2 separate regions of the Homo sapiens genome follow, and region 1 is linked to region 2. Evidence: chromatin loops called from intact Hi-C (ENCODE). Cell type or tissue: endothelial cell of umbilical vein. All regions are shown on one strand. Links, peaks and the distances in the headings refer to the core of each region. The heading gives the core; the rest is flanking DNA.

The links. Peaks named below come from ENCODE experiments on the same cell type or tissue, not always from the same donor. Only the 100,000 strongest peaks of a DNase experiment are listed, where the experiment ranks them.
Region 1: it touches region 2 in a loop (5-fold over the local background); 4 of 110 quality-filtered maps call a loop at or near these places.

What each region holds. Positions count from the first base shown.
Region 1 is chr5:127,859,143-127,870,360 of GRCh38, reverse strand. The region is part of intron 5 of CCDC192 (coiled-coil domain containing 192); the gene reads right to left. Among named protein-coding and RNA genes, the nearest start is that of CCDC192, 160 kb to the right of the region's middle. In endothelial cell of umbilical vein, for the core only: no CTCF peak of the experiment used is centred there; DNase peaks (open chromatin) are centred at 6,540 and 6,900; H3K27ac peaks cover 2,929 bases.
Region 2 is chr5:127,808,487-127,819,704 of GRCh38, reverse strand. The region is part of intron 5 of CCDC192 (coiled-coil domain containing 192); the gene reads right to left. Among named protein-coding and RNA genes, the nearest start is that of CCDC192, 110 kb to the right of the region's middle. In endothelial cell of umbilical vein, for the core only: no CTCF peak of the experiment used is centred there; a DNase peak (open chromatin) is centred at 5,904; H3K27ac peaks cover 2,251 bases.

The DNA.
Region 1 (11,218 bases), core at 4,099-9,098, 50 kb before region 2:
GCTTGGTTACAAAAATTTAGCATTGAAGTGTGCTGGTGAAGTGTGATGGCATTTATTGCATGAGTTGCCAAGATATCTTTAGAGACCCTAGGAAATAAAGGAAAGATTTGATGAACCCAGCTAAGGGCACTCTGAGCCAGGTATTGTTCTTTCCCTTTAGTATCTTTCCTTGGAGTATCCAGAATTGATTCTTGTTATTGTGACCATTCTGTTGAGTCATCTAAAGTGACAAAGAATGGATCAGAAGAACCTTTCTTACAAATGCCTCGAATGAAAAACAATCACAAGTGCAAGACGTAGCTTTTTCTTATTTAATTTGATAAAGTTTTGGGGAGCTAGTTGATACACAAACCCTTAGGAATCACCCTAACCTTGACCCAGAGCCTGACCCCACATGACCACTGGTAGGTGCTTGATAGCCAAGAGAGTCAGATCTTGGAAATCAAAGCTAACACCTTTCAGTTCTTTGCAGTAGCCCTCCCATCTGAGTCCCAACTCATCTTATTTTATGTTGCAAAATGCTATAGAAATATATTTTAGTTACTCCTGAAACCCAAGGTTTGGGATTTATAATAAAAAGAAAATGAAATCCCAGTAATTCAACAAACAACCTGACTCACTATAAGGGAAGAGTTTGCCTATAGTTGGAGGAAAGTCTCAGTTTTTTCCCTCTGTAGGATAAATAAATAGTTATTAGATACAGAAGTGGCATTTGACAATAGATGTTCTGCTTTCCAGGATGCCTGTATAAGTGTTTATTTAAGAGAAACTTCAAATTAATACAAGATAAAGGGATAACCTTACACTTGGGATGAATTCCAGTGATAAGATAGAACTTTCTAATAGTAGAGTTGTCCAAAAATTGGAATGTTTTGCCCTAAAATATGGCACTGTTCCCTCCCCTGCATGTGGTAGACAGGCCATTGCTGGGAGTGTTCCAGAGAGGTGCTAACAGTTATTGGCCACCTACAATATGCCAGGCATCATTCTGAGAACTTTATATGTACTAGCTTATTTTATTTTATTTTATTTTTTTGAGATGGAGTTTTGCTCTTATTGCCCAGGGTGGAACGCAGTGGTGTAATCTCAGCTCGCTGCAACCTCCACCTCCCGGGTTCAAGTGATTCTCCTGCCTCAACCTCCCAAGTAGCTGGGACTACAGGCACGTGCCACCAGGCACAGCTAATTTTTTGTATTTTTAGTAGAGATGGGGTTTCACCATGTTGGCCAGGCTGCTCTCGAACTCCTGACCTCAGATGATCCACCTGCCTCGGCCTCCCAAAGTGCTGCGATTACAGGCATGAGCCAGCGTGCCCGGCCTCATTTCATTTTTGTAGCAAGCCAATGAAAGAGAAGTATTATAAATCCTATTTTTAGGTGCAAATACTGAGACACAGAAAAGTTTTAAGTATCTTGCCCAAAGTGACATGGTGAGTCACAATTTAAATCTCTGCGGTCTATCTCCAGATTTTGCCTTCTATCACTATGCTGTGCATGCCTCAGTGTCTTACCCAGTGTCCTACATTGTGGGGAGTTTTGATAAGATGGCATTTCAGATTCTCTCTTTTTTTTTTTGACAGAGTCTCACTCTGTGACTATGGGCGCCCACCGCCACGCCCAGCAAATTTTTGTATTTTTTGGTAGAGACTGGGTTTCGTCATGTTGACCAGACTGGTTTCGAACTTCTGACCTCAAGTGATCTGCCTGCCTTGGCCTCCCCAATTGCAGGGATTACAGGCATTAGCCATCACACCTGGCCAAGGCATTTCAGATTCTATAAATCTATTTTAAAGCAAGGGAAAGCAGTGTCTAACCTCTGACCATGAAGTCTTATAGACATGGACTTCACCACTGAGTATGAATTAGAGTCAGATGGAATCATCAAATCTTGGATGACACAGAATTGGATGCCCTCTTAGAGGACAAACTGTCCAGCGTTTTGAAGATGGAGAAGTAGAAACAGAGAAAATGAAATAATTTACCAAATTCATTAATATAAAGCTCCAAGAAGCAAAACTCAGAGCCAGATTTTCTGATTCCTTGTCTTATTGCCCCCTTCTCTGACCCCATATTATGCTGCTCCTTGGCCATAAGAACTGAAGAGCAATGGGATGGCTACGTCATGGGAATCTGCAGTGGGACCTAAGATTTTTTAAGTGTAAGGTTCCAGTATCAGAAGTAGCGGGACTTTTTGGCAGGCAGCCTTCACTTAAACCCCCTTTACAGAGAGCCAGGGAAGACTGGGCTCTGGCCCCTTTATGTAGTATACATAGACAGGGAGAAACGTCCAGGAAGTTGATAGAACGGTCTAGGCAACTAAGATCTCGCCAACTTGAAAAAAAAAAAAAAAAGAAAAAGAAAAGCTGGATCAATGTCTACTAGCAAACCTGTTTTCACAGAGCATTATGCTATATGCCATATTCCAACCCATTTCTGAGATTAAGGAGGTTCTACTTGCAGGTTCTTTTCTTTGGGTAATGCTGCCAAATCTTTTTACCCAGTAAACATCAATGAAGTTGATAATCAAGATTTTTGAGAAAGAAAGAAGCTATCATACAATAAATAATTTTTCATATTACCAGCTGAGCATAGCAAAGAAAAAACTGAGAGCTCAAGCAGGTCATGTGAAAAGAAAATGTAGACCAAGGAGGAGATCTGGTAAAGCAAGATCTCCTTGGTCTTACAATCTCAAATCACACCCTGAGAACAGACAGAGAAGTGCACTGTCACACCTCGCAGTGCCTGGCAGGAAGCTGTTTTCCAGTCCAATTCCCCTTGGGGACAGAAAGTGCCCAAAGGGCCAAAGCTACATATGAAGCAATTTCAGTTTCTTAGCCCCACCTCTACAGTTGTTGGTATAGTATCATTGGCAAACATCTGTAAGAAGTGACGTGGGTAGAAGAGCACAGAAACCAGAGAGGATCGAATTTACAAGTGGTGGAAAAGAATTCCCATACCTGCTTAGTGAAAGTGCTGCTAAGCTCTTCTAACATGATTACAAAAATAATGAAGAGCAATAACTTTATAATCGGTCAGATACTTTGCTTTTTCTGTGTCCAGCACTCCCTTTGAACTTGACTGAAGCTGTCTTCCAGAAGAAAATTAATAGCTATTGGCCATCTGTGACTTATCTGGGATCAGAAAGCACAGGCATGTGTTCAAGGACCGGAAAATTGAGGTATTGAAGTACCAAGGTACTTAATTCACCTTTAGAGTTTTTGGTGTAGTAAGGAAAACCTAATTAAATTAACTTTCCCAATGAATATTCTTCTCCTTTACAAACCCCACTCTGCCCCGAAGGCAGTGAAATTTCATGTGATACAGGTTCAGTGAAGTACAAGAGCTGGCCTTAAAACAACTTACAAAAGATAAAGAAACCAAAGTAGAGAAAAGGAAAATTATCATAAGAGGAGAAATGATGCTTATAACAGCATGAAATAGCTTCACACACTGTACAGGAGAAATTAGAGAAAACAGCCAAGTGGGAGGTTTTCTGTGATATGTATTATTTTCCCATAAAATACAATATTTTTTTAAAAACTGCAGCTTTCTTGTGGCAGAGTTAATTTAGACATTTATAGAAGAAATGTCTACGTTTAATGTGAAATGGACGTGATCTCATATAAACATGTTTTCCGTGTTAAAAGCAAAGGAGTATGTAGGTGAATGTTTTGAAAATTGCTGAGTTGCATGGTATTAGTTAATAATGTTACTGATATTAATACTTTAGAATCTTTATTCTTTATAAGTAAAACTTCTGAGAAAGTAATTGTTGGCAATGAATCATGTGAGCACATGACTTTACAGTATTATCTGTAAGTTGAATATTATATAGCTGCAATTAAATGAGTCAGTTCTCTAATTTTTCCATTGCTTTCATCTAGTATGTGTCTGGAAACAAACAAAAAATGGTTTTGTAGAGGCAAGAATCTCAAGCTAAGTTTTTTCCTAAGAAAATGTAAAATTTTCCACTGACTTCATTAGAAGCAATGTGTGATAGTTAATTTGACTAAGGGCATTTAAACGCATATGGAGAAATTACCAAAAATTAAAGCATCAAACTTGGCTCCTAGCTCAAGATGTGGTTTTCCTTTTTGACTCTTTTACTTGAAAGGTAATATTCCCTAGAATATCAAACTGACTGGGCAATGTAAGAAGTTAGAATAAGTTGATGAAGCAGAGATTTTTTTTCCTTGGGGTACTCATAACCACGTAGCATTGCTGAGCTGCAGAACTGATGCTAAATGGTCTGCACATGCTGAGAACAACTACTTTTATCTAGAACCGCAGATAGCGTTCAACAGTTTGGTTGTTATTCCTACCCTGAAAGCTCTCTGTTCTTGATTTTCCTCTTCTCAGTTATCTGTTGTAACACAGGGAGCACGGTATATAAAAAAAAGCTCAGAGGGGACAGCAAATGCCACTACAATTCTATCCTGTTCTTTATTTAGAGAAACCAAGTTCCTCAGGGTACTATAGGCACAAAGCAAAGAAAGGAGTTGATCTGCAAATAAATTACAAATGTGATCTTGACAACGATAGATATAACCCAGTGATCAAAGCTGAACTACCTTCAAGTTCATTTGCCTGATAGCTACAAGACAAGGTCACTTTGGGGGTCTCACTGCAAACATATTTTATAGTCCCTCCCAATTCTGTCCACATTCATACAATTTTATAAATGTGTACTGAAGATATCTGATCTAGTATGGATGACACTGTAGTCTTTGTCGATTTGATGATAAGAAAACCATGTTTCCAATACTGAAACAAAATCACTCCTTGTTTTTCTGAGTTAAAACCTTAGAGTCTAACAGTCTGACAATCATTAGCTTAACCTCTCCCTTCAGCTTTCCTGAAGCACCTGTCCTTGACCACTAGGGCAACCTACACCCCAAACCTTGAAAGGTGATGGAAAAAATAGCAATAGTCTGCTACAGCTGAAAACTTCTTTACTTAAAGGTGTCAGTCCTGCTCTGTGGAAGTAGTTGAGCACCTGGGGAAATGGTCTGAACTTCAAGCAGTATTTGCACTCTAAATCAAGTTTAATTTCTCATACTCAACATTTCAGCTGTGATTTTAGTTACTTTTTTTGTTTTATCCTTCTCCCCTATTTAGAGAAGCTTTTTGTTCATGTTATGAAGCCATGTTTCATAGGTGGAGAGACAAGAATATTTAGATTTATATATAGTTATTTATTTATTTTTTTAATTTGAGTCGGCATCTCGCTCTGTCGCCCAGGCTGGAGTGCAGTGTCGTGATCTCCGGTCACTGCAACCTCCGCCTCCCGGGTTGAAGCAATTCTCCTGCCTCAGCCTCCCAAGTAGCTGGGACTACAGGCACGTGCCACCACGCCTGGCCAATTTTTTGTATTTTTAATAGAGACGGGGTTTCACCATGTTAGCCAGGATGGCCTCAATCTCCTGACCTCGTGATCCGCCCACCTTGGCCTCCCAAAGTGCTGGGGTTACAGGCGTGAACCACCATGCCCAGCCATTATATATAGTTATTTTTAATAGTCCTTAGAACATAAGTTTAATTTCAGAGTGTGATGTTGCAAGTGAATTGGGTTATATGTATGCAAGGTTAGGTTGCCAAGACATGACCCAATAAAAGAAGCACTTGATACTTGTAAATAGCATGTAAACAGAGAGAGAGGGAAAGGTGTGGTGGTGATGTGAACTTTTACTATGGAGATATTAGTAAGTTTCATATTGCATATTTTAACAAGCCTAAACAAATGTCCTTGCTCTAAAACAAATCATCACATACAGATTATTCTTTGGTTTTGTTGGATTCAAGGACTATCTTGTTAATTTACTCACCAGCAAGATGTCTTAACTAATTCCATTACAAATCTAGCACAGAAAAGACAGCACATGAAGCTGAACTCCCAAGCAAGGATCTTTAAGTAGATCTCAATATCCTATCTGGTAGCCCTCTAAGCCTGTTTCCATCAACACATGCTCATTTCTGGGAGATATGCACGGATAGCAGGTAGGGAGGGAACTTGTGGATTTGGCTTAAAACCACTTGCCTCATCTCCCACTAGTGACTTGTGGTGTCACAACTTCCCAGAGTCTGAGAATGTAAAATTTAGGAATAATCATATGAGTTGTTAATAAAGAGGAGTTTGAGGATTTCCCAATGTAGATAAATGGTGAGTTTCCTGCTATGGTCCTGACCCAGAAAACTCAAGTGAGTCATATTTAATCAGTTATGTTTTGAACTCAAACTTTCTGATCATCCTTTGTAATAGTGGGAGCGACAATGACCTGAAACAAGACCACTCAGATATGAAAATGTTTGGTGCCCAGAAATACATCCTTGGTACACCCTGGATTGACTCTGATTTTTTCTAGGTAAGAGTGAGGCTGACCCAAGGCCAGCCAAGCTTCTGTAAAACTAAAGCTCAGGAGATGCACAACAAATACATATATTTTGACTGTTTAAAAGAACAAACAGATGAATAATATGCTCCTTAATTTTGCTCAGTTTTTATGCGTCAAAGTTGAAAGTGACCTCTACTTGCTCTAATTTCCGTTTTATAGTGCCTTATCTAAACTAACAATGTCAGTTACTCTGAGTCACAAAGGAATTTGACTTTTCAACTCGAAGACTTTTTTTTCTTTTTAATTGTGATTTTAAAGTGCATAACATAAAATGTACCATGTTAATTTTAACCGTTTCTAAGTGTACAGTTCGGTAGTATTACATATAGGCACATTGTTGTGCAACCAATTTCCAGAAAGTTTTCATCTTGCAAAACTGTCCAATACCCATAGACAACAACTACCTGTTTCTTCCTCCTTCCAGCCTCTGGCAACTAAAATTCTAGTCTCTAGTTCTGTGTATTTGACTCTTCTAGGTACCTCATATAAGTGGAATCACACAGTATTTATTTTGAGATTGACTTATTTAACTTGGCATGATGTCCTCATTATAATTTACTCTCCAGCAAGGCATCTTCTCTAACTCCATTACAAATCTAGCACTTTATTTATGTTGTACTATGTGTCAGCATTTCCTTCCTGTTTAAAGCTGAATACTATTCCATGGTATGTATACATATTGTTTATTCATTCATCCATGGATAAACACTTGGGTTGTTTCCAGCCCTTGGTTACTGTGCAGAAGACATTTCTTGAGGTAGTGATCATGGTAGCACAATAATTACAATACTTGCCTTTTCCAAATTAACTGAAACTTTTTACCTTTTAATTATAAATTTCATTCTCTCTTTTCAAAAATACTTACTTTTTGTTTTTGTTGCCAAAGAGGCACATAGGCCTTAAAGTGGGAAGACATTTTGAAGCCATCTCAGATCTTATTATATGGTTCTGGTAGTACAATTTCTATCACAGATTTGTAAGTTAAGCTTTCCTTTTGTGTCTCACTTAGAGCCTTCCTCCTTTTTTTTTTTTTTTTTTTTAAATAAAGGAACAGTCTATGCTACTGTCACTGTGACTTACAATGCTTTTATTGGGAAATGCAAAACCTCCATGACAGATAGAGCCAGGCCTGAAGTCATCAAGCAGACATCACTCAAAGCATTAGTATAAGAAATAGGAAAACTCAATGCATTAGTATAAGAAATAGGAAACCTTATGATAAATATTCAGGGGCTGTTAGAAAAGAAATTACCATCAGATAAGCTAATTAAGTGGTGAACTTCTTTCAATCTTCTACTCTTTTGAAAAAGAGGTGCTAAGGTTTCCCCTATTGTTCTATAGTTTGGGATTTGCACATCAGATCTATCTGAAGAGTTTCTTAAAAATACGCATGCTCTAGATTCTCTCTAATCCTACTCAGTCAGAGTTTGGGGAAGTTTGGGCATGAGACTGTAATTTGGCTTTTAGGCTTTCTGGTTGGTTCTGATATATACAACTATAAAGATCAACTGTCAACTGAAAGAGTATCTTAGGTAACAGCCAGGTGCTGGCCACAAAAGCTGTGAGAGTCCTTGTGGGCATGTGTATGCTTGTATCCATGAGGGCACTGAGGCCAGCATGAATGTTTTGGGGGAAGTAGAGATGGCAGTAACTCCAGAATGTTGCAGATGGGGAGGTTCCCATGAGAACTTGGTCCATGTAACATGCCTGCCATTTTTCTGTAGAAGGCCAGTTTCAGCTTGAGAGAGAAAGAGATTTGTTGAAGCAAAGGAATTGCAGGTTTTTGAAATTATAAATATTGCAGTGCAGTTAAGGAATTTGTGGAGTATAGCAGCTTCCTTTCTTAGCGTAGATATGAAGAAATAGTAATCAAAGTATCAAACTGCACCAAGTCATTCAATGCTCCAGCACTCCCTCTGTCTCTGACTTGGAGAAAAAAAACCCAGTCCTTCTGGTTCTTATTTCCCACTCACAACTCCCTTAAAACTCATTGCAGATCAAAACAACTAAAAATGTTTCCATACCTGTTTTCACGCTCAGTACATTTTTCAGTTATTTCAATGACTTTCATAGGCTTCAAAGAAATCTAGCAGGAAAAAATCTAAGTCCTTTTCCTAACTCCATCAACAGCAGAGTAATCTGAGGCAAGTGCCTTGATGTTCACTTTCTCCAAATGCCAAATGGGATTTTTTAAATCACCTCAGGGTTTACATACACATGAATTAACTCATATGGTTTAAATGCTTTGAGCGTCAAATGTTCAAAGTGAGGTGTGGAACAGAGAGAATAAAAAGAATAAAAAAAAATTTTTTTTTGAGAAGGAGTCTCGCTTTGTCGCCAGGTTGGAGTGTAGTGTCACAGTCTCAGCTCACCGCAACCTCCACCTCTCAGGTTCAAGAAATTCTCGTGCCTCAGCCTCCCGAGTAGCTGGGATTACAGGCGCCTGTCATCATGCCTGGCTAATTTTTGTATTTTCAGTAAAGACGGGGCTTTGCTATGTTGGCTGGGCTGGTCTCGAACTCCTGATCTCAGGTGATCTGCCCACCTCGGCCTCCAAAACTGCTGGGATTACAGGCATGAGCCACTGTGCCCGGCCAGGCATTTTTTTTTTTTTTAGCTTAAAATTACAGTTTATTTTTATTTCAAAAACTACCCAAGATGGGCCAGGCACGGTGGCTCATGCCTATAATCCCAGCACTTTGGGAGGCCGAGGCAGGCGGATCACCTGAGGTCAGGAGTTCAAAACCAGCCTGACCAACATGGAGAAACCCCATCTCTACTAAAAATACAAAATTAGCTGGGCATGGTGGCACATGCCTGTAATCCCAGCTACTTGGGAGGCTGAGGAAGGAGAATTGCTTGAACCCGAAAGGTGAAGGTTGTAGTGAGCCAAGATTGCGCCATTGCATTCCAGGCTGGGCAGCAAGAGCAAAACTCTGTCCACAAAAAAAGAAAAAAAAAGTAACCCATGCTTCTTAAAATGCTTTAAATCCTTTCTAATCCCTGTGTCTACTTAACACACAAATACACATGCTATAAAAGAAAGCGAAAACTGGTCATTTTTGTGGTATAAAATATCTCAGGGATTTTGGCTGGCTAACCTAATTTTTGTCTATTATGGGGGAAAAAGTCTTATGGGATCTTGAAGTATTCTGTTATTCTAACGTATGAAAAGAAGGAATCTTGATGTGTTATCTGAAAAGGCTTAATGGGAAGTATAGTTACTAGACAGACTTTGATTATTTGCATGCTTTCTGTTTATTCTTTCTGTCCCAAACTGGCATCACACTGTACATATTTTTAAGGAAAGAAATATTGCATCTAGTCACTTCTCTATTACTTTGCTCAATAGCTCTCTTTATTTCTTGGTGGGACTTTTATTGCTATCTTTTATGATAGAGTAAGTGGGAGAAAACCTATAAATTAAACAAGGAAAGTTCTACTAGAAGTGGTATTTAACCTGGGAATGTCAAGTGGGCATTTAGCAAGAATTGAACATTTCTGTTGGACTGATCCCAATTTTCCAAGTACATAACCTACTAAAAAACTTTTTAGCTTAAGACTTGCATGTTTTTCTCACCGGGTTAAACTTTCCAAAGCAGAGAAAATTTTAAGAGAGGATACAGCTCATTAGAAAGAGCTTGTTTTTCTGCGATTCTCAATAATTTAGTTCTATTCAACAAACATTTATGGAGTATGTACTATATGCCAGACTGTAAGCCAGATGCTGGGTAAATAAAGCAAAAGGAAATAAGCATAATCCCTTTCTTTTGGAGCTTTTGTCTTGTGGGGGAAATAGATATATAATAAATTTTCAATATAATGTTTTGTGACAGGCTTTATGTAGGGTGATCTGGGAGCGCAGAGGTGAGACTGGGGTTCAAGGAAGGTTTACTAGAGGAGATATTACCTGAGCTGAGTCTTGAAGTACTAAGAAGTTAGGCAGGTTAGGAAGAAAGGGGTACAAGGAGGAAGTCATTCCAGTACGCACAAAACTGGAGGTTGATAAATAGCATTGTCTAGGTAAGGAACCACATGAGATAAAAAGAAGGCAAAAAGACTTGGTCATGAAAAAGAATCAAGTAAGAATGTAAACAACTATAATAATGGAAATACATATGTGTAAAACCATAGAATAGACATAGCCGACAAGAGACTTAGTAAATTGGTAGATGATGTGGGGAAAATTGTGAGAATCCACAGAAATGAAGAGATGAAAAATATGGAAGGACATTTAAGAGACATGGAGTAGAGAAGGGAATCTTCGATAAAATCTAATGTGCTTTCCAGAGAAAAAGAAGAGAGAATGGGAGAGCAGCTATTTTTGAAGTAAAAATGGTGGGCAAATTTTTGGAAATGAAGGAAGGCACAGTTCCCCAGATTTAAAAATTACACTGAGTTCTGGTTTAAAAACAAAAAAAAACCTTTAAAATGAACATCCTGGGTCCTGTTCCTAGAGATTGATTCACCAGAGCTGAGGTGGAACTTAAGTTATCTGTATTTGGGAGAAACTTCCTAGGTGATTCTGTTGCACAGCCAGATTCCAGAATCCTAGAAGTAGTTCTCCAACATAAGGACACATAAGAATCAGAAGGGGAACTAATTAAAATACAGATTCCTGTGTCTGACCATAGAGACATTAGACTGGAGAAGACCCTCTCAGAAAGTTGAGTTAAATATTAACAAACATGTTTTATTATTTAATAAATACTGACAAAACATGTTTGTTAATATTTAAGAAAAGAATTAAAGGTAAGCTATAAATCATAGCTTATTCTACAATTTAGAGTTTGTCTACATAAACATCTCAGGCACAAAATAACTAA
Region 2 (11,218 bases), core at 3,391-8,390:
TCAGAATCTATGGTGCAATCTATAAAATAGATTCATTTTAGAAGTAAAGACATCTAAAAAGAAACAACCATCAGAGGGTTTGGCTCCCATGCTATCTTTCACTGTGGCATTAAATGTTTGCTAAGATGTAAACTTCTTTCATTTTAGGTCTTTAAAGTCACATGATGGAAGTGACCACCCAGACTCAAAAAAGATAACATATATTATCACATCACTGACTCCACCCTGCCAGATAAAGGCAACCTCCCTACAATCTCAAATATTCCTGTGGAAATAACATGGTTATTTACCCTACCTGAGAACCGCCTGTATTTGTATGGCAATCTGACTGGGGAGAGAGTAAGAATACAGAGTCAGGAACCTAGAGCAGAGTCTGTTGACATAATTATGTGGTGCCTACCCAAGCCCTGAAGTTCTTTTGGGGATAAGAAAGAAGCAGGCATCTCTTGAGGGAAAGTCGTTGTTAGCGCGCTTCCTAGTAGTTGCCTTAGCGTGTACCCTCCTTGCTTTCAATGGTGGCTTAATTTAGGGACAGTAGGGGGTCTTTATCTGGAGCCATGGGTTTCAGGGACTTCCGGAAAAGTGACATTGAAATGGATATGGGTAGACATGTATGAAACAGTTTACAAATAATGAAAGCTAGGATCCCTTTCAACAGTTAATAATCTCACAGGAAGAGCCCAGCACTGCTAGGTTTTCTTTTTCTACTATGAATCCATTATGTGGGGTATTAAGGAGTTGTTGCCTTTCCTCAAATGAAACAAAGCAAGAAGATGTCATGACCTGAAAGTCCCAGCATTGCCAACTCAAGTTGGTTTCTGAGGAAACTTCCAATGGCTGTAGCCAGCTATAAAATATGTGACATGCCTTTTGGGATTTTCCTTACCAGTCCTTTCCCCTAGCTAACATCCAGGCTCTTTCAACTCTCCTTGCCTTTGTACAGGCTACTTCCTCTGCCTAGATCACTCCCACCCCCATCTTCCCTTGGACAGTTCCTCTCCCTAATTTAATACTCAGCTCAGGTATCACTGGCATACCTGATGGCTTCTTGGAGCAGTCTCCAGCTCCACCCTGGGTTAGGGATGGTTCCTCTGAATTCTCATAGTAATTTTTGACAGCCACGATCATTCCACTTGTCATAATGTGCTATAAGACCTATGTATGGGGTCTCTATGTAATCTCTTCTTGATAGCAGTAATTCCAAACTTTGGTTGCACATTAGAATGACTTGAGGAAATGTTAAAAGTCCCCATGTCTTGTTTGTACTCCAAATCAATAGAATTTTGGATGTCTAGGAGTAGAACCCAGGATTCGTTTTTTAAAAAAAATGTTTCCCAGTTGACTTCAATGGTGGCCAAGGTTGAAAACCTCTGCATTAGATGACAAAGTCCTAGAGACTCAGTCTTTAGTATGTCAACCCAATGCATAAGACTGATGTTAAAATTTTGCTAAATTAATGGATTTATATATTCAAATTCAAGTATTTTAGACTCTTATCAAGTGACATTAAGAGGTAGCAATTTATTTATTCCAGAGTGCAAGCAGGTTATAAGCAAAAAAATATGTAAATATCATGTTGATTAAAAATCACTACGCCCATTGATTTTAGAGCAGTGATTTGGGAAAAAGCTATGCTGGGTTTTTTCATATACTTTATTCTGAAGACTCTTCTGATAGTAATTTGTACTATTTTTACGGATATTTTCTAAAGCAAGGTCATGAACTTTGAAGAATTGTGGATTTGTATGACTACTTCTACAATGTCATAGCTTAGGAGATTTACACATGTAAGGACTAGATGCAATGTTTCTAAAAGCGTGGTTCAGAGATCAGCTGCATCCAAATAAAAATACATGTTTCCAGCCCTCATCCTAGATATGCATTTAGATTCTTTGGGAAATAATTCAAGAATCTGTTTTCATTTTTATTTTTTATTGAGATATAGCAGTCATCCTTTTAAAGTGTACAATTCAGCAATATTAGTATATTCACAAAGTTGTGCAACTATCACTACGGAGTCCAGAACATTTCATAAATACAAAAATAAATTCATATCCATTAGCAGTCACTCCCTCACTCCTTATCCATCTCACCCCCTCAGGCCAATGGCAACCAGTACCTATTCTGGACATTTTCAATCAATGGAATCTTACAATATGTGGAGTTTTGTTTTTGGCTTCTTTCACTTAACACAGTATTTTCAATGTTTGTCCATGTTGTAGTATGAACCAGAATTCCTTTTTATGGATAAATAATATTCCATTAGTTGAATATTTTACATTTTGTTTATCCATTCATCAATTGCTGGACATTTGAGTTGTTACCAGTTTTTTGCTATTGTAAATAATGTTGCCATGAACATTTTTGTGCAAGCTTTTGTGTGGACATATTTCCATTCTCTGCAGTATATACCTAGGAACAGAACTGCTGGGTCATATTTTAACTCTTCTACCTGTATTTTAAATAGGGCTTTCAGGTGAACCTAAGACTCACTAAATTTGAGAATCACTTTATTAGGGTGTCACTATTTCCTCCAAGGCACTGTACCTGTAAGCCACCAACTGCCAACAGGTGTGACATTGCACCCGGTAATAGGTGGAAAAGAAAGACTATCACAGCATCCAATCAATTATGATTCATAAGAAAAATGTTAACAATATGAATAACTAATAATATCACATTATCACCTTTGTTTGACAAATTTAAATCCAGATATATTGAAGGACAAGGTTTAAAGAAACAAATAGCATGGAATAAGTCAATCATTAAGAACTCTAATATTTTTCCAGCCTACAGTTGAACTTGCCTTGATTTTCTTTTATCTGAGACCCACAAACTTACTGGGTGTGATGGAACTATAGCATTCTTTTTGCCTGCCAACCATCTTTGAACACTTTTCCTAAGCTTGGTTATTTCCCCACCTTGAGACCTCACTTTCTCAAAGCAGAAGCCTCCCTCGCATCCTCAGTGCAAGGCTTGAAACATTTATGCCAGAATTCAGATAAGAATAGCTGCTATGTGCCCTCTGTTCACAGCAGAAACACCCTGTTTAGAAGCAAAAGTTCTAGTGGAGGCTTCCAGTGCACAGAGCCAGAGGTACCAGCTAGAACTATACAGCAGTGGGAAGCTACCTGGGGAAGTTCTGTGGTGTGATTTGACCATTGTTTCAGCTTCCATTTCCAAATCTGGTTCTCTGGCTCTCCTGGAGAGTGAGAGTTAGCCATGGCCTTCACTTAATACCTATTCTGCTTAAACTGGTATTTCTGTAAAACAAGAACATGACTGATATCACAGGACTCTACCTTAGAAGCCCCACTAAAGCTAAACTAAGTACAAGCTTATCCCAAATTTGCTTATTAGCTTTAGGGTCCTAGCAAATCTCTGTCTGCCTCCTTTGCAGAAAATCCCCCCTTTTCATGGTTCAATGAGCAAATTCCCTCTAAAAAGCTTTACTGATGCAATTTGAACCCTTTGTAATGTTTAATGCTAATTATAAAATATTTATCCACACAACAGTATGTTGATTTCTAAGTCACTCTCTCCAGAACACTAACTCCAAATCATGATTTCTTTGCCAAGTCCATCATAAGCCCCTCCCCTCCTCATTACTTTTCTCTAACACATATTAATGTATCTCAACTTCTTTAAAGTACATTGTCTAATAGCTTTATCTAACCAATGATGGATGAAACCTTTTAGAGACAAAATATGTGATTTTTGTACTTTTTATATACATACTGTATATTTAATAACACCTGATCCCAAATATAATCAGTCATGGATTTTGACAAATTCTCTTTCTTGTACATCTCTCTCTTTTATTTTTATTTTTTTTTTCAGACAGAGTCTCGCTCTGTTGCCCAGGCTGGAGTGCAATGGTGCAACCTACTCTCACTGCAAGCTCCGCCTCCCAGGTTCATGCCATTCTCCTGCCTCAGCCTCCTGAGGAGCTGGGACTACAGGTGCCCGCCACCATGCCTGGCTAATTTTTTTGTATTTTTAGTAGAGACGGGATTTCACTTGTTAGCCAGGATGGTTTTGATCTCCTGACCTCGTGACCCACCCGTCTCAGCCTCCCAAAGTGCTGGGATTACAGGTGTGAGCCGCCATAGCCAGCCCATACATCTCTCTTTAAAGAAACTCCTTAGACTCCTGTGGGCAATCTGGAAGGCTTAGAGAAGATTGTTTCTGTGAAGCTGAAGGTAGATTCCATGCAGGAACTCTGTGAATTTATAGAAATCATGTAAAACCTGATTTTCCCCACCCCCTATCATCCCCAAATGTGCCAATGGACAGACCCAGCCTCAAGATTCCAGGTTTTCAGTCTCTTTGATCACTTGCTCCTAAATGAAATCCAGCAAGAGAGAGGAAGAATTTTACTTGCTGTTCTGACGTTTCACCATCTTCCTCAGATTTAGTTTGCTCTGCTATGCGGGAGTCAACAGAAAATGGCACACAAATATCCATCGACTCTTTCTAAAATATGTTAAAGTTGATGTGTACAATAGCTCCCAGGTCACACAGTCTATTAATACACCACACAGATCTGAAAATATGCCCATGAACCTACAGTTTCAGATAGAGAAACACCAGCCTAGAGTCTTACTACTGAGCATTTTTAAGGCTACACATGGTCATTGCTGAAAGAGAGAGATCCTTCTGTCATAATATTTATTCATGAGAGGTGCAAAGAATTATATTTTGAGGCCAGAAATTTTCCCAACACATACTGTCTTGAAAATAAAAATAAAAAAAACCCATCAGAGAAAACTAATTAAAAAATATTTTTAAAAATTCGCCATACTGAAGATGTTGAAAACAACTGTTTACCCTCAACAATGTTTAAGACAACACAGGTACGTAGGACATGAATGGGAGAACAGTGGGAGCTGTGCAGCTAGAATTTCATTGGCACAAATTTCCAAACATGTCAGACTTGAAACTAACCAGCAAGGGATTGCTTTGCTGGAAAGTCATTCTAAAGTCTAAATTCTTATTCTAAGATCCAGGGCTGAAAGGCAAAGTAAATTCCTCGGGCAACACAGTTTTGGAGAAGTCATAGAAAGATCTCCCAAAATGTTACTGAGTCTTTTCCCAACTAAGCTTTTAGCTATTCCAATTAACTAAAAACTACACATTTATAAGCATTAAACATGCTACTGTTTAGGCTAAAATCTCAACCCTCCATTTCCATTCAGTGAAGCTTTTATCCACAACAATCACTTTAACTCAACATGGCAGCCTTGCAAGGGTTACCATGGCAGAGTTCTTTGGTTACTTTGGTTACCTCCTGAGCTCCACACTCTGGGGAAGTGTGTTTTATGCGGGAAAGAGCATTGAGGGGGAAACATGCCCATGGGCTCAAACTGGACATAACTTGTTTTTAATGCTTAATGCAAACATTTAGCTGTATTCTTATTAGCAATTCCACAAAGAAGAATAACGCCTCCTATTCTGATTTCCGACTATTCCCTCTACTGAACTTCTAGTCTCACTGTTCACATTGTTCCTGCTCCCACTCCTGCCCTTACTGCCGTCTGCATTCTCCCCTACTCCTGAAGCAGCCTCCCTGTTTGACCCTCCAAACCTCCTCCTGCTTTTCCTTTTAATCCTTCCTCTAAACCAGTTCTTCTGTGAGGACAGACAATAGCAATTCACAACCAAGGCTCCCTGCACCCACTAAGCCTGAAGGATGAGAAACTGGCTTGTGAGGATCAGTAAAAATAGTTGAAGAATGAATAATTAATAACTATTTATTTTGGTTTTACATTCCTTTGCCTCTTCTTGGATTTTGTGATTTACTGGTATCCTTTCTATGAGAAGCTCAGGTCCTTCTTAGTTCCTATAACACAATATTGTCATGAGTTTTTAATGGAAAAAGTTTAAGAAGTGTAGAGTTACTATTTTAGTTTTTCTTTGTTTTTTAAGATGATTCATATTTAAACCATTTGTGGACTCTGACCTGGCTATCCTTGCAGAAATCACATCTGCTTGAACAAGTCTGTCTGAATCATTTTTTTAAATATGGTCACTGAGTATTGTTACAGATTCTGAGACTATGACAAAACTTTTCAGTCATAAAGGCTCAAGCAAACTCTTCCAGGTCGCTTTTTACTCTCTGTAGTCTCCCAGTGGGATTTATGTCAGCCCTCAGTAAATGGCACATAAAAGAAAGGGAAGAGATTGGGCAAAACATAGAATTATTTATATTTGAAACACTACAAATGATAAAAAACTGCAGATGAGCAGTTACTTAAATTTTAAATAAAATTTAAAGCTAGAAACAATTTCCTTTTTTATTTTGCAAAAGAGGGTATTGATATCCTCAATGATTTTTAGGAAACTATACAAAAATTTACTTGTTTAAATTTTCAAAAATTCTGAGTTTTTTCATTCAATTTCCTTGAGGGTGCTTCTAGAGGAATTCCTGACAAGAGAATTTGAGAGTGGAAAGGCTAAAGCAGAAAAAGAACAACATAATGAAATAGGGACAGTTTAAGTCCCATCCTGGGCCCCCGCAATGAGGAAGGTGAACAGTAACGTCAAAAGGGCCTCATGGAAAGGTGTGTGCCATCAGGCCCTTCTCCGCCCTGCACGGGCTCCCACTCTAAAGGGACACAAATGTCTCCAGGAACATGCATCCAAAAATGGATGTCAAAGAAACGGTAAAATCAGCTGCATTTGATTTAGCACTGAGCACAGGAAATATGCATCATAAAAATTCCCAGTTGGGGCATTTGGTTATGGGGTCAAGCAAGAGTTAGAGATAAACAGGTAGGAGGGCATTCTCCAGGAAGCTGAGAAAGTAAAGGTTAGGGCAGCAAAGGTGGAGGAAAAAGAGTGTGGTCAGAATTGCCTTGAAACATCAAAGATTGTCTTTTTCAGTTGCAAAACTCGTAGGCAGTAGTTTTCCATTCCCCATGGCATTGACCTCTGCCTAAAGCAATCACTGTGTTCTTACTCAAGTGAAGGTGAGCAGAAACGCCCCGTACTAATTCCTCCTTTGGCAGAAACAAAACAGTCTCCTACATGCTCTCCTCGTGCACAGAAAGAATGAGTGAGTAATATCTTGGGCTCAACAGGGACATGTATTTTTTTTGAAGACAGTGAAATAATTAAGAGTTAAAATCAATAAAATGGAATTTGGTACCAAAAAATATATGCTTTTAAACACTTAGATAAATGTCAAAGCATATGTAGCAAATGAGGGTCAGGACAAGGCAACAATAGCAGCAGCACCGATGCACTGATAATCACCATCAACATTAATGAGGGCTGGCTATATCCCAGGACCACTTTCAGCTCTTCACCAGTGTCATCCCATTTAATTCTCACAATAATCCTGTTGAGGTAGGTTCTACCATTATTCCATTTTACAGATAATCACGATGCTGAACATTCAGAGCATTCTCTCACAAAGAATGTGGTTAAAACTTACCACTGAGCAAAACATGGAAATGTATGCTGGTTTTGTTGTTTTATTTTTTTGTTTTGTTTTATTGTTTAGCAAGCACTTACATAAAATTGATTGTGTTGTAGGTACCAGTCTAAGGATTTTATAAAAATTAACACATTTAACCCTCATGACAAATCGGTGAGCTAGATACATTTAGTATCCCCATTTTGCAGTCGTGGAAATTAAGCCTCAGGATCAAGCAATCTACTCAGACACTCAGCTAGTAACTGGTAGAGCTGGGCTCTAAACCAAAGCAGTCTGTCTTGAATGTTCAGAGGGGAAAATGTTCTATACATGCAGTTTATACTCAAGAATTTCTTAAATATTTAGTCAACTCATCCAATTTACTGGGGCAGGGAGCAGTGTGTATGGAGGGTGTGTATAGTGTGAGGAAAGGCTGGGGAGAGGAGAGACAGGCATTTATTGAGTCTCCCTTTTCTTCTCAGACCTTGCCAATGACTCTATCACGTATCATGATTATTGGTGTAGGTACTCACATTTCCTCTTATGTATGTTACCACCTGGTAAATCTGATGATAATAAACTTATCACTGGGGAGTAAAAGATATCTAACAGGTGAAAGAGTAGGCAAAGTCAATTTCAGTGCTAAGAACTAATGCTTACAGCTTTGATTTTATTTTACCTAATAATTTTAGTATTTCTTCACATTCGCGAACAAAATAAATAAAAATATATCACATTTTGACTCAACTATCTAAGCACATATTTCTGTCTAAGCATTTCTGTTTAAGCCTTCCTATCTAAGCATTACTAAGTACACAACCCTCTAAAAAAAATCCCTTAAGTTTCAAGTAAGTTCAGCCTTAAAACATTAACTTCCTCATAAAGAGGAATTGCTGCTACTACATTACCAACACTACCCCCAACTCCTATGCAAGGAGAGGAAATTAACTTTTGTGGTAGAGTTTGAGCATCTGGAAAGCCTTTGGTTGGGAAACCTGGTCTCATTAATAAAACAACCTGAAAATGCCCCAACAAGGGAGGGAATGGAGATTGGTGCTTTGAAAAAGAAAAGGAAGTAGAAAAACCTAAGGGGAGGAAGTTGCTTCAGAATTTAGAGCAGATTAAGTATTGGGGGTTCTTAAGACAGCAGAGAGCGTACTCCACTTGTACACAGGTCCTTTGGGTAATAAGACCTGAAATAGGCAATTATATGTAAAGAGGCCTGATGCTGAGTGTTGTATATAGACCAGGAGCTGCCATAAACCCTCTGTTAAAGCTTAGCACTGAATAAAAAGAGCCACAAGGCTCTGAATGGGCCCATAGGCATGGACATGGAGCAGAGGGAAGGAAAGTCACAACCCACTAGAAGTTAGTGGCCCCAACTTTTGGCAAGTAAAGTTACTGGGGTACTTCTGCAAATCCCAGGAGGGAGAGAGGACCACCCTTCCTCCCAAATGACCGAAACTGAACTTTCTGCTAACACATGACACATGGAGCCTGAGTCAGATTTGATTTTATAAGAAACTGCCCTGTGAAGCTTATTACTGTGTTTACTGTCAGGTTATTAGTGAGGACATTTATTATTCTATTAGGTAGTATGCCTTCCTGCACCAGTAATGTTGCTGCTTCCATTGAGTGCTGGGCTTGATTTTATTCCATGGATGCGCTTTTGTTTTTATAAATGATTATTTTGACCATCAGAAAGACTACAGCCAACTTTTGCCTTACCTCTAACAAGTGAGTATTTTATGTTAGGGCTGCTTAACAAAAATCCATATTCCCCTCTCCTTTCTGGGTATACAGCTAGACTACCCTTTTTAGCATTCCTTGTAATTAATGTGGTCTCATGACTGAGTTCTAACCAATGCACCACTTCCACGTATGACCAGTTAGAAGTTTTCCAAGCCCACACCTCAACAATCTCTTCTTTTTTGGCCAATTGGGATAGAGATGACCCCAAAATGACCTTGGATCCTACATGCTGAGCACAGCAGAGGCTCCAACAGTTTTTATCACAGAATGACACTAAATAACAATGAATGGGCAGAGTCTGCCCACCAGCAAGTCCCACAATGGACTGTTATTTGAATGAGAAAGAAATGAACTTCTATTGTGGTAAGCACTGAAATTCTGGGATCTATGTGTTACAAAAGCTAGCATTATCTAACTAGCAAACTTAAAGTGGCTGAAACAACCACCACAATACCTAATTCTCCTTCACTTATTCCTGGCCTTTTTTGGAGAACATCTTTCAAATTGTAGAACAGATGTAAGAAAATAGCAGCCTGAATGTAAAATCCAGTGTAAGGCTCATATTTAGGCTATGAATAAATGTATTTTGTTTGCCACACAGAGCAATCTGTTTTATTCAAATCAGTTGAAAACATTTACAAATGAGAAGATTTCACACCAAAAATCTGGATTTTCATTGTCTGAAAAATTAGTGATCTTGGGCTTTATTCTCCTTTTTATGTGAGTCAGGCACCCTCCAGACCCATATGACTGGTTCTGACCATCTTCCCTCTTCTACATTACTTACTTGGCCTTCGACTGCAGTAGACTTTGCCAGCTGGATTATCATAAATAGCTGGGGATTAAAACTATATGCAATACTAGCTAGCCTAGAATTACAATAAGGAAAGATTAACTATTTACATGTTATGTCCTTGGCTTCTTTTGATGGAAATTACAGAAACAGCCAAATAAAACCAATTATTACATTTGCTGGTCTGATATGTTCATGAGTGTTCCCCTCACTATGTCTTTCAATATTCCCTATATGAAATTCAACATAGAATCTCATTTTAGGCTTAACTCAACAGAAATGAATGGTAGCATCCCCCCCAACACACTAATTATTTATTTGATCATTTTCCTTGATCTGCCTTTGGCTGTTAGAAAGATAAAAGCCATATTTATGTTTCAGCTATATTGCATGGGAAGTTAGAACTCACATATGTGTATTCTATTTTTTTTCCTGATATTTCTATTTTATTCAAATATATATTCTCAATTATGGCTCTTTAAGTGCTTTTTAAAAATACAACTATTTCACACATTTGCATCTTATTAACAATCTCAGATCCTTTTTGAACTTAGACTATAAATAAATAAATATGGTTAAATTAAACATTATAGTTAATATTTAATGACAGTGTAAAATTGTATCAAGAGAACAGCAAAAGTTTAACATTCATAAAGTAACAGGCTGTATCCCCTTGAGATGCAAATTTTTATTTGATTTTCTTTCTTTTTGAAAATAAGATAAAATTACAAATAAATCTCTTAGTATCTTTTTTGGACGATTTGCTATAGAGAGACACACTTAACTGCTGTTACTTTGCTCATTTTTAAAAATCAACATTAAATCCAGGTATATGGCATTTATACATTCTCTCACTTACTCCATTCTCATTCATTGAACAAGGTATTTACTGAGCACCTCCTGTGTGTCAAGAACTGTATATGAATAAAGCCAAGTCCCAGAACCTGGGGAACTCAACTAATGGAGTAGAATAAAGGCAAAAAAGAGATCCATGGAATATGCACAAGGAGAGGTTGGCTTCTTACTGAGAAGTCAAGAAAGGCTTGCCCTTTAGGGGAGATGAGTGCCAGTTGTTGAAAGTAAGTAGTGGATGGAGCAGAGGGAAAGACTCACTCTGCAAAGGGATGGAGGCCTGAACCTAGAGGAATTCTTAGTGAATTCCAAGTCCTCAAACGAGCACCATCACTGGGTGTCAACTAGCAGTAGAAGGTAGCGGGAGAGTATCAGGAGACCTATGGGCAGCCACTGAGGGT